Regions from separate parts of the Homo sapiens genome. Here region 1 is linked to region 2. Evidence: chromatin loops called from intact Hi-C (ENCODE). Cell type or tissue: tibial artery. All regions are shown on one strand. Each heading gives the region's core, and the rest is flanking DNA. Links, peaks and the distances in the headings are about the cores only.

The links. Hi-C counts contacts between places; a loop is a spot of excess contacts. Peaks named below come from ENCODE experiments on the same cell type or tissue, not always from the same donor. Only the 100,000 strongest peaks of a DNase experiment are listed, where the experiment ranks them.
Region 1: it touches region 2 in a loop (2.0-fold over the local background); 2 of 110 quality-filtered maps call a loop at or near these places.

Annotation. Positions count from the first base shown.
Region 1 is chr2:144,354,703-144,360,086 of GRCh38, forward strand. No RefSeq gene overlaps it. Among named protein-coding and RNA genes, the nearest start is that of QTMAN, 25 kb to the left of the region's middle. RefSeq lists an enhancer at 2,270-2,783. In tibial artery, for the core only: no CTCF peak of the experiment used is centred there; a DNase peak (open chromatin) is centred at 3,443; H3K27ac peaks cover 1,920 bases.
Region 2 is chr2:144,446,433-144,451,816 of GRCh38, forward strand. The region is part of intron 2 of ZEB2 (zinc finger E-box binding homeobox 2); the gene reads right to left. Among named protein-coding and RNA genes, the nearest start is that of ZEB2-AS1, 70 kb to the right of the region's middle. In tibial artery, for the core only: a CTCF peak has its summit at 2,866; a DNase peak (open chromatin) is centred at 2,715; H3K4me3 peaks cover 1,229 bases; H3K27ac peaks cover 3,966 bases.

The DNA of each region.
Region 1 (5,384 bases), core at 323-5,322, 92 kb before region 2:
CAGGCTTGGAGAGGTAGAGCAAATCACAGCTCAGGTGTTCTCAAACTTTTTGGTCTCAGGATCCTTTTACATTCTTAAAAGGTATTGAGGATCCTAACAAGCTTTTAAAAATATACATTATAGCTATTGTTAATTGTATTTGAAATTAAAGCAGAGAAATTTGGAAAACATTTGTTTAAAATTAAGAATAAACATGCTAACATAAAAAATATTTTTTGGAAAAATAATTATATGGTTATGGTATAGAATAGATGATTGCTTCCTGAGTTTTAACTTACCTTTGGAGAAGGAGAAAGTGAAAATGAGCTATTCCATGATGGTGAGTATGTTCTTACAATAGTGGTTTTAGAATGCTCATCTATGACGCATGGTTCAGTCAGACATATGCCCATGTGTGGCTTGGGATCTTGAGGCCATCAACTTTACCCCAATCTCCCTCTGCCCTTGAGAACTGCCTGTCCAAGGATGTTCCTCGGTGATAAAGGTTGTATGTTGTGCAACCAGGAAAGGACTGCTTGCAAACTCTGACGTTTGGGTTCTCCAGCCAAAGACCTTGGACAGGCATCATTAGGAGCAATAAATAAATGCAGCATCAGGACAGAGAGAGTGTGGATTTGCACCATCAGGAACAAAAGAGGAATTAACTTCCTGAAACTCCACTTTGTTTGTTTGTTTTTCAGATGAGGTCTCACTCTGTTGCTCAGGCTGGAGTGTGGTGGCACAATCATGGATCACTGCAGCCTCGACCTCCCCAGGCTCAGGTGATCCTCCCACCTCAGCCTCCTGAGTAGCTGGGACTATAGGCACATGCCACCATGCTCAGCTAATTGTTGTATTTTTATTTTTATTTTTTATAGAGACGGGGTCTGTGTCACCCAGGCTGGTCTAGAACTCCTGCCCTCATGCCAAATCTCCTTTCTGAAATATATTTTCTTCTATATTTCCCAATGTCTATGTAGAGTATCATTGTTTTTCCAGCCATCAAGGATAGAAAATGTGGTCATCTTTGATTTTTTTGGTTCTCCTCTATCTACCAATTCTGCTTTAACAAAAAGCCTGAACTCAGCAAGGTAGAAACAAGTAATGATTTTGCAGCTCCCCATCACTGTTTTCAATCATGTGCTGTTGAATTTCCTCTCTCTGTTCCTTAATACATCTTCAGCAGATCACAGAGCTTGTAGTTACTTTCTGTAGTCCAGATTAAGACTCATGTTCGTTTATTTAAAAGTCTAGTCCAGGTAAAATCAAATCTTTTCTTTGGTTTCCAGTTCAAAGCGTGTGACCTTATTCCATTGTGCAGGTTTCCTCCAGATCTGCAGTGACCTGAATTGGAGGCCCATCCCAGGTCAGGGGTCCCCCACTGTGGCTTACGAGTGGAGTCTTAGGATTTCACTGACCCATAGATTGTGGTGTGTCTCCTCTTCATCCTTTCCCATGTGGAAGTGTTTAGTGAGGTTATCTTGCTCCTATTCTGTCATTGCACATTGGTTGTGAAGGGGGTTAATAGCTTGTTATTTAATTTACAGTTATTTGGATCAAAATGAACCACTATCCAGACCTAATCCAGAGACTATCACAAGATCCTGAACTATAAGCTTAGTCCCATGAGTAAATAGGAATTTGGGATTATCTCTTTTGAGGAAAGAGTGAATAAATTGTGCAAAAGTAGGGAGTAGTATTATGTGACCAAGAGGGCAGATGGTGACAGATTGCATTCTTGTTCAGAATGTTTGTTACTCCTCCCTAAGGGGAACTAAACGCCCTCCCCCATGGACATCAGGCTTGCCCATGTGACTAACTTTGGCTAACAAAATGAGGGCAAAAGTGATAACTTTCCACTTCCCAGCAGAAGCTTTAAGGGGCTTTCCCTTTTGTCATGCCATAGCAGTGTCCAAGATGGAGTAGTTCCTTCACCCTGGACTCCAGAGTGAAGAGAACTCCAGACAGCCCCAGCAGACCTGCAGCCAACATGCAATGTGAACAAGGAATGACCTTTGTTTTCATAAATCACTAAGACTTGAGGGCTTTTTGTTACCACAGAATAACCTAGCCTAAGATTGCTATTAATTCTTAAATCGTTTTGCATGCCTCGTGTTTTCCTCTCCTCCTCAACCTTTGCTTATGCAAGACTGCATGGTTAAAGCTAGCTGGGCTTTGCTTCTAATCCTGACTCTACCATTTTTTACGTGTGTTACTTTGGGTAAGTCACTTGATCTCTCATCAGTTCATCTTAAAAATAAAGCAAATGGTACTAGGATATGAATGCCTAGCATAATATAAGCACTTGATAAAAGTTTTCTACTAAATTTTGTTCCTCACAGGAGATGTTGGTATGAAGGACTAGTTATTTACTTGAATTTTTGTTCTTGTTGTTCAGTAATTTCCCAGTAATACTTCTAGCTCCTATTTCTTCCTTCAAAGATTTAAGAAATCTGAAAAAGATCCTTACATACGTTCTACTCTCCTCTAATAGGAGACTTAACTTACGTTATTTTCTTTGTCTACCTCTGAAATCTCTATGTACTATATTTACAATTTCATAATTTACTAATGTTACGGACTTCTGTATTCATGCCTCATCCTCATCTTCATACGCCTTACTATTTTTTTTTTGAGATGGAGTTTTGCTCTTGTTACCTAGGCTGCAGTGCAACGGCGTGATCTCCGCTCACTGCAAGCTCCGCCTCCCGGGTTCAAGTGATTCTCCTGCCTCAGCCTCCTGAGTAGCTGAGACTACAGGCACGTGCCACCACGCCCAGCTGATTTTTTTGTGTTTTTAGTGGAGATGGGGTTTCACCATGTTAGCCAGGCTGGTCTCGAACTTCTGACCTCAGGTGATCCGCCTGCCTCGGCCTCCCAAAGTGCTGGGATTACAGGCGTGAGCGCCTGCCCCCAGCCACCATACTCTTAACTTTTGTGAGGACAGGGACTATATCTTATTCATCTTTATAACTCTTTAGGACTTAGCTCACAATTATGTATGACAGTTAATAGATGAAATATTTACCCTTTTCTAGATAACAAAATGATGAAATTATTTTTCAAGCTATCCTAATGAAGGGAATTTTACATGAATATGTGCCCCCCTGGTCTATCATAATCAGAGGTTTACGCCTTAATCTTCCAAAGACAGACCTGCTTAGAAGATGCCTGACCAGTCCCCTTTGACAAATTGGAATGGTCTGAAATGAGGCATGCAGAGCTAAAGATCTCATTTAAAATATTTTCCCAGGGTTAGAAAATATCATTTGGAAACTTGAAAGCCAAAGGCTCTGTTTTTAAAAAATAAATTAAAAATTTGGAATTGTATGTTGTCTTTGTTTTTAGCAAGACTCAAGTTCCTAGCTGACTTCTGTTTGTTTGTTTTCTCTGGGAACCAAGTAGCCGCACTACACCCAAGCATGTATCATTTCACGACAATGACTCAGAAAGCAGTGCAGATGTCATGGCTTACCTAGTCCCTAAAAAATGCCTACCATGCAGGAAATGAAATAAGGTTCTTGGACTCAGCAGAAATGGGGTGAGGATAAAGAGGCTGCTTTGAATTTGTGGGCTTTCCCGGACTGCTTTGGAAACATCTCATGCAAATCCAAACAGTATCTGGGTCACAGATAGTTTTTGACCAGTAATTTCTGAATATACTTCTGGTCTTCTAGTATACTTAGAGGTAGTAGGTCTATTTGGAAAAATAAAACAATTTGAATAATTTAGATAGTTTGATACACTTCTACCAGTGAGGATCTTTTTCTTTTTCGTAACAGTCTGCCATTCCTGGAACCATTTCCAAGGCCTAAAATTTTATTATACCGAGCAACAGATAGAATCCAGTCATCTAGTGCTTCTACCAACAACTTAAATATGCATGATCCGTTGTTTCTGAGTATGGCTTTTTTGTGGCTCTCTCTCTATATATAAATTTAGTCCAGCTTTTTAACCAAGAGACAGCTTGCTAGAAACATGAATTGTATCATTGTATTTGACTAAACATTTAGTCTGTAACTCTTATGACTTTAGAAGCCTGTCAGATGCTATTTGGAAACTTTCTCTTTAGTCTTGGTTATAATAAACCAAAAGTACCTAGAATTCTATGGGACATAGACTGTCAGGAAATGTTGAGTGTATCATTTTTGGGGAAAAGCAGACACTTTTACAAGAAGACTTCAATATGCAAATAAGAAAAGATTTAAGAATATGCAAATAGAAAAACATTTAAGAATGAGGAAGGATTTAAGAAGAATAGAACCATCAAGATGTAAAGCAAATCATTTCATACTTACTTTGAGATCCAGGCTTGTATACTATTCTAAAATGGGGGCTGTTACATTTCTGCCATGACAGAGAAGTTTTTGGGGGGAAATCCCAACGATGACCACAGCCTAAAAATGCACAGCTTAGAGGGGAGTTTCCAATGGACTTGGTCTTCAGCCAAGCCCCAGGTCATTCATTCAAAGTGCCCCTGCAGTATAACTAAATGCTTGTCCTGATCTAGCATCAGCATTTATGCATAGATAATAGGAGTTAGTACTAAGAATCCTCAGGGGGAGAGATGTACTGTGAAGATGTGAGCTGCGTTACATTCAAGGACATCAGCTAGCACAGTGTTGAAGACAATCAGCCCTGACTGAATCTGTGTGTCAGTGTTACGGCTTGCTCAGTTAGGACTCCAGTGAAAACCAGCAACAACAAATGACTACGACATTACTCAGCAAAAAATATAGTTTTGTCTCTTTTCCTAGTTTGTGATGAAGGCAAAGAACCCTCAGTAGGCATCTTTTGTTTAAGCAATAGACAAACAGAAAGAAAAAAAAAAGCATTTTAGACTATCCATCATGGCATTTGAATATTGAGTATTTTACTGACATTTCAGTTCCCACCATCACACTCTAAATAGTGTAAGAATGTTTTATTCGGCAACAAGAAGGAGACAGTGGAGCAAGAATAGAGTTTGGAGTCTCATAGACTTCAGCATAAATGCTGCCTCTGTCATGGGACAAGTTGTTTAAACTTACTGAGTTCCAGTTTCTTCTCTTTCAGTTATTGTCAGATTGAATGATATGGATTAGAGAACTAGACCATGCTTCTTGCAGGTACAGACCGTGACCCATTCTTCTTGGTATTCCTGGTGCTTGGCAAACAGTGTTTATTGATTGAATTAATGAATGAACAAATGATATACTGATGCATTAGCAAGTATGAGCCTGGCTCAATAAATGTAAGTGGTCAATAAATGTTCATTTCCTCTGGGTAAAGTAGCTGTGGGATTATCCTCAGAGTCAGTCTGGGGTGTTAACAGCTCCCTCCTTTTATACCAGGATTGAATTTTGGCCTACACCAGGACTTGAATTTTGATGAGGATAAGTGGGGATACATTGCCAACTGTAGGA
Region 2 (5,384 bases), core at 228-5,227:
TTTCTCAGCCTAGTAAGTGAGCAATTAAGTCACGTAGTCAATATGGAAAAGATACACCTTTCATCTTCAGGACTCCATTTTCACAAAACATGTTACATGTATATATTATCTTCAGCAAGGTCCAGGCTCTTTAGACCAATTATCTATCCAGTGCCTGGTGCTCTTTACTATGGGTATTCGTAGATCCCAGGCTATTTTTAATAGTCATTAATCAATCTACTCTCATTTTTTTTTCTTCTTTCAAAAACTTCCACATATGAGTTTGATGACTCATGGGCACCGTACCAAAGACTAACAATTGGCTGGACGCGGTGGCTCACACCTGTAATCCCAGCACTTTGGGAGGCTGAGGCAGGCGGATTACCTGAGGTCAGGAGTTCGAGACCAGCCTGGCCAACATGGTGAAACCCCATCTCTACCAAAAATTACAAAAATTAGCCGGGCATGGTGGCCTGCACCTGTAGTCCCAACTACTGGGGAGGCTGAGGTGGGAGAATTGCTTGAACCCAAGAGATGGAGGTTGCAGTGAGCTGAGATCGCGCCACGGCACTCCAGCCTGGGTGACAGAGTGAGACACTGTTTCAAAAAAAAAAAAAAAAAAGAATTAAGTTTAATAACTGTAAATTTCAGTCAACTGATTTTAAAGTTTTTAAAAAGTTGGAGCACTTTAGTACATACCAGTGATCATATTTCTTTAAATGACATATTCTAAGTTCTTCAGATCCCAGTTCTGTTTTACACGCAAGATTTCTCTGGCTGCTAAGTACTTGGTCGGTAATAGCCTTTACTGTATAAATAAGAGGGTTCTGACTGCACTGGCTTCCTCTGCTTTATGCAGTGGTAGCAATGGAAAAATGACTGGGGTAATCAATAAGTAGTTCATAAAAAAGTAGAGAAAATTTGCATAACTGGTTCTTCTTAGCTTACCCATAAAATGTATTATGATATTTCTCATATGTCTAACATGCCTATATATGTTCTTCCTTCCATCACTAGATTTTGTTGAGGGCCTACAAATATGCTCTTTATTATTTATTATTATCCCTTACCACATCCCCCAGTTACTCCCATCTTGTCCATTCATCACAACTACAGGAGAATTTTTGACTAGAAAACAACACATTTTCTCACAACTCTAAATTCTCCCAACTTATCTTCAATTAAAGATAAATTAATGAGCCATAAAAACTGTACCATGGTACTGGACTACCTAAACATGCTGAGGCCATTTCCCCTTTGAAGCATGATGGTCCCTAACTCGTAGCTGAGTAAGGGACTGCAGCTTCGCATGCCCTTCTGACGGGCCCATCTAGCCGCTTTCAGGGCCCAACTTCAAATAGGAAGTGCAAAGAGAGGAAACAACCTTGCCTAGAAGCTGGGGCAGCTCAGCCATGTGAATGCTCCTGCCTGATAGACATTTTATATTTCTGTAGGTTCTGGGATCAGGATGCTTCAATTTGAATCCAGCTGACTAACTTCCTAACTTGTGACTTTTGTTAAGTTATCTAACCTGCCTCCATGTCCTCCTTTATTAAGTGGAGGACAAGAATATCTATCCACTGGGTCAGTGGATGGTTGTGAAGGTTACATGTAAAGCACCTAGAGACCAGCTCCCAGAAAGTGCTTAGTAATAAATGCTAGGTATTATTATAATTATTAGCCAAGTCTAGGGACAGTTTTTTGGTGACAGTGAGTTCCGTATCATTCTTTCACATGCTAATTTTGTGACAATCCTATTGTGACTTACAGTGGTAAGATTTTATTTTTACTCCGTTTCTAAGTTGGATAAAGGGCAATGCAGGGCATTGAAAGGTCATGACATTTAAGCATGAAATATATAATTTAGGAGTTTGGGGGCACCTGCTGTGGAAAGGGGGCATCCCAGACACTAAACTAGGTTCCATGCTGCCACCCTATGAGGTAGGCAGCCGGACTCCATTTTACAGAAGAAAATGCTAAACGTTCAAGATGATAAAGGACTTACTGAAAGTTCACGCAGCTAAGTGGTGAAATTGAGTTTTCCACTTTTCATCTGTCTCACCTCAAAATGCAACATCTCTCTGAACGCTGCATCACACTTTTCAAACTGTGCATGCAAGGTACATGCTAAAAAGGGCCTTTATGGTTTTTGACATTTACGTTGCACACATTCAGAAGAGATAAAAATAGACTCCATGCTGCTGATATAATTACTAGAGGCTATAAAAGCCATGCAAAATCTGGAGAGGGGGCGTGGGAATAGTCAAGGAAAGAACATAAACAAGGGAGCAGTGACATAAACTAGGACTTCATGCCATCCTTAATTCCTTCACAGAGCTCCACACAGTCCTACAGCGTTCCACCATGTAAAATCAGGCCTTCATTTTGAACTTGGAAATCTCCCCACTCGCAGGCAGTGGCAATGCCAGCAAGCCACAGGTGGGCACCACATGAGCAGGTGAGAAATGCCACTAGTAAGGGGAGGTTGAGGATCTGGTGCCTCTAAAAGAGCACATCAATCCTAATTATCCTGCGTGGGTGTACCACTTATGTCGTACTTAGGTACTTATTTTTTTTGTCAGGCAGTTTAAGAGAGTTTTAGGCAAATGAACGTCCGTGCCTTGGAAATCCCTGAGAAGACGTGAAGCAGCCTCAGAAAGAGAAACTGGCTGAGCTTTCAGCCTGCGCACGCTGGGGCAAGGAAGCTGCACTACACTGAGCTGGCATAACTGCCCTTGGCCTGGCCGGCAGCATCTCGTCCTGCAAACTGAGAGAAACCTGAGAATGAACTTCTACACTGCACCTCAGAAGGGAGCAGGCGGGAGAGGAAGCCGGGTTGGGAAGTCAGAGTAGAATCTGAACACAGAAGACAGGGGGAGCTATTCAGGAAAATGTGCTTTGTTATTTCCTTCTGGCACCTTGCTCATTACCATTCTAATTTTTAAAATGCAAACTGAAACCCATACTAACTTTAACATCCTAAATGACAAACTAAAAGCAACACAGCTCCCCCTTCCACTCCAGTAACACCCCTCATCCCTAAAAAACAACAATGCTAACAAAACCCATGAACACCTATAACAAGTACAGCTTTAAAATCCAAATCCTTGCTTTTCTTGGCTTTTAGGTTGAAAGGTAGTGGAAAGTGGCTGAGTAAGACCCCGTCAGATTCAGTGCAAGGTGAAGACTGGTCTTGAAACTTTGTATCTTCCCTTCTTGATTAGAATGAAGGTAGATGCCTTGACTCAGAATTGGTGGCTGTTTTAAAAGCTGGCCTTGCTTTGGACCATTGTTGGGACTGTCTTCTTCAGCAAACAGTGATCATGAAACCAAATTCAGCTTTCTTCAGGAAAAGGACAAAAACTGGGGTGAGATGATTTGCTAGCGGTTACCAACTGAGTCGGGGCAGTGTAAATATTAAAACCTGCAGCCCTTAAGATGTCCAGCTTAGTACAGTATAGGACTCACACAACTCGGATTCAGAAAAGTTGCCAAAACTTTTAATGCTTTAAGAAAGAGGATGAGTGACTTTTGGGTGTTTCAGACATACAGCCTTTCTGATTAGCTATTTTAGATGGCGTGTAATAGACTTGAGTAGTAAGCTATGTTGTATTTATTGTATTAATTCCAGTGGTAGGTATACCTGGAATTAATACATTGTATTACCACTGGAATTGTATTACCACTGGAATTAATACAATAAATACAACATAGCTTAGTACTTAATAAATTGTATTAATTCCAGGTATACCACTGGATCTACTATGGAAAAGTGTTTGAGTGATGCCCACCTAATATAGAAGAACTTGTCATAGCTCTGATGCAGCGACAATTGACCACTTGCTTTTACATAAACACTAGGAAGAAAGGCATGGCATCAAGTGTTTTGAGAGCTGAATTACATCAATATTTCCTTTTCAGAAAATCTAAAATTATTTCAATGCACAAAAGGTACATACTGAATGTAATTATAACTCTTCAAAAAAATCAATCTCTTTCTCTTTTTAAACTTACATAAAAATAAATTATCTGACTATTTTACCTTTGGATTATTCTCTCTAATCAACACTCTGATTTAGAATAATGCAAGAAAGTAACGCCTTAGTGTCTTAGTACCATTTATTAATTCCAGGTATACCACTGGAATTAGTACAACAAACAAATACGAATTCTACTTTCCAATCTTTAAAATAAGAATCATGCAAAGAAGTGTGTGGCTTACAACTGCATGTTACTTATAGCAGCTCTGAGTATGGTGCTTTTTTTGTTTTGTTTTGTTTTTGAGCTGGAGTCTCACTCAGTCACCCAGGCTGGAGTGCAGTGGCATGACCTTGGTTCACTGCAACCTCCGCCTCCCGGGTTCAAGCAATTCTCCTGCCTCAGCTTCCCGAGTAGCTGGGATTACAGGCGCCCACCACCACGCCTGGTTAATTTTTGTATTCTTAGTAGAGATGGGGTTTCACCATGTGTTGGCCAGGCTGGTCTCAAACTCCTGACCTCAGGTGATCCGCCTGCCTTGGCCTCCCAAAGCGCTGGGATTACAGGCATGAGCCACTGTGACCAGCCTGGTTTATTTTTTTTAAAGTTAGCTCCTTCTCTAGGCAGTGCCCCTGGGTCTCCGGAGTGGACAAGTGATTTTAGAAACTGAGAGTGGGGGAGTCATAAAAAAGGAAGAGATTGGGAAAATACGGAGGGATAGAATATGTAAAAGAAAACACATTTAAATTTATTACTACACATGAGATCATATTTCTGGCACTTTGTAGAGGTCCTATAGAAGCTGTTAGTTCCCATATAGAAATACTAGAGTGAATAAATTGGTGTTAAATTTAAATCTACTTAGGAAGTAAAAGTCTATCTCCATTCCTGGTAAGATTCTCTTAGGTAAATCTGGAAAAGAGAGGTCCAGTGCAGAAAAGATTTTTCTAGTATTTCATCCACTGTTTTTTCGGTATAAATGAATTTGTGCTTAGGAAAATAAATATCCAGAAGGGACCTGCACATTGTATTGACTTAGCGTCTCTTAAATTGGTAAGTTAAAGGTGTTATTAGGCCTCATTAAGAAAAATTAGTATTTATTTTTCTTAGGTGTAGAAATGATTTGAAGGTGTACTAGGAAAACTTGGAAATTTTGGTTTTTCCATAGATGAATATTTACATTTTAAAACTTGGAAATCCTAAAGGATAAGCATCTTGAATGATGCAACTTCCCCTTCTGTGGTTCATTTGGGAAGCTAGCAATACTCTTACCTCCCATTGCAGTTTCAACAGTGACACCTGGAAACCTTTGTCCAATCTTTGTTATTTTGCTGTATTGCGAGAAAGTTTATATTCAAATAAGCCTTCTATTTAATTTGGAAAGAAGTTGTTGTCTTTTTGCAGAAACTTTTAACTCTTGGGTTTTC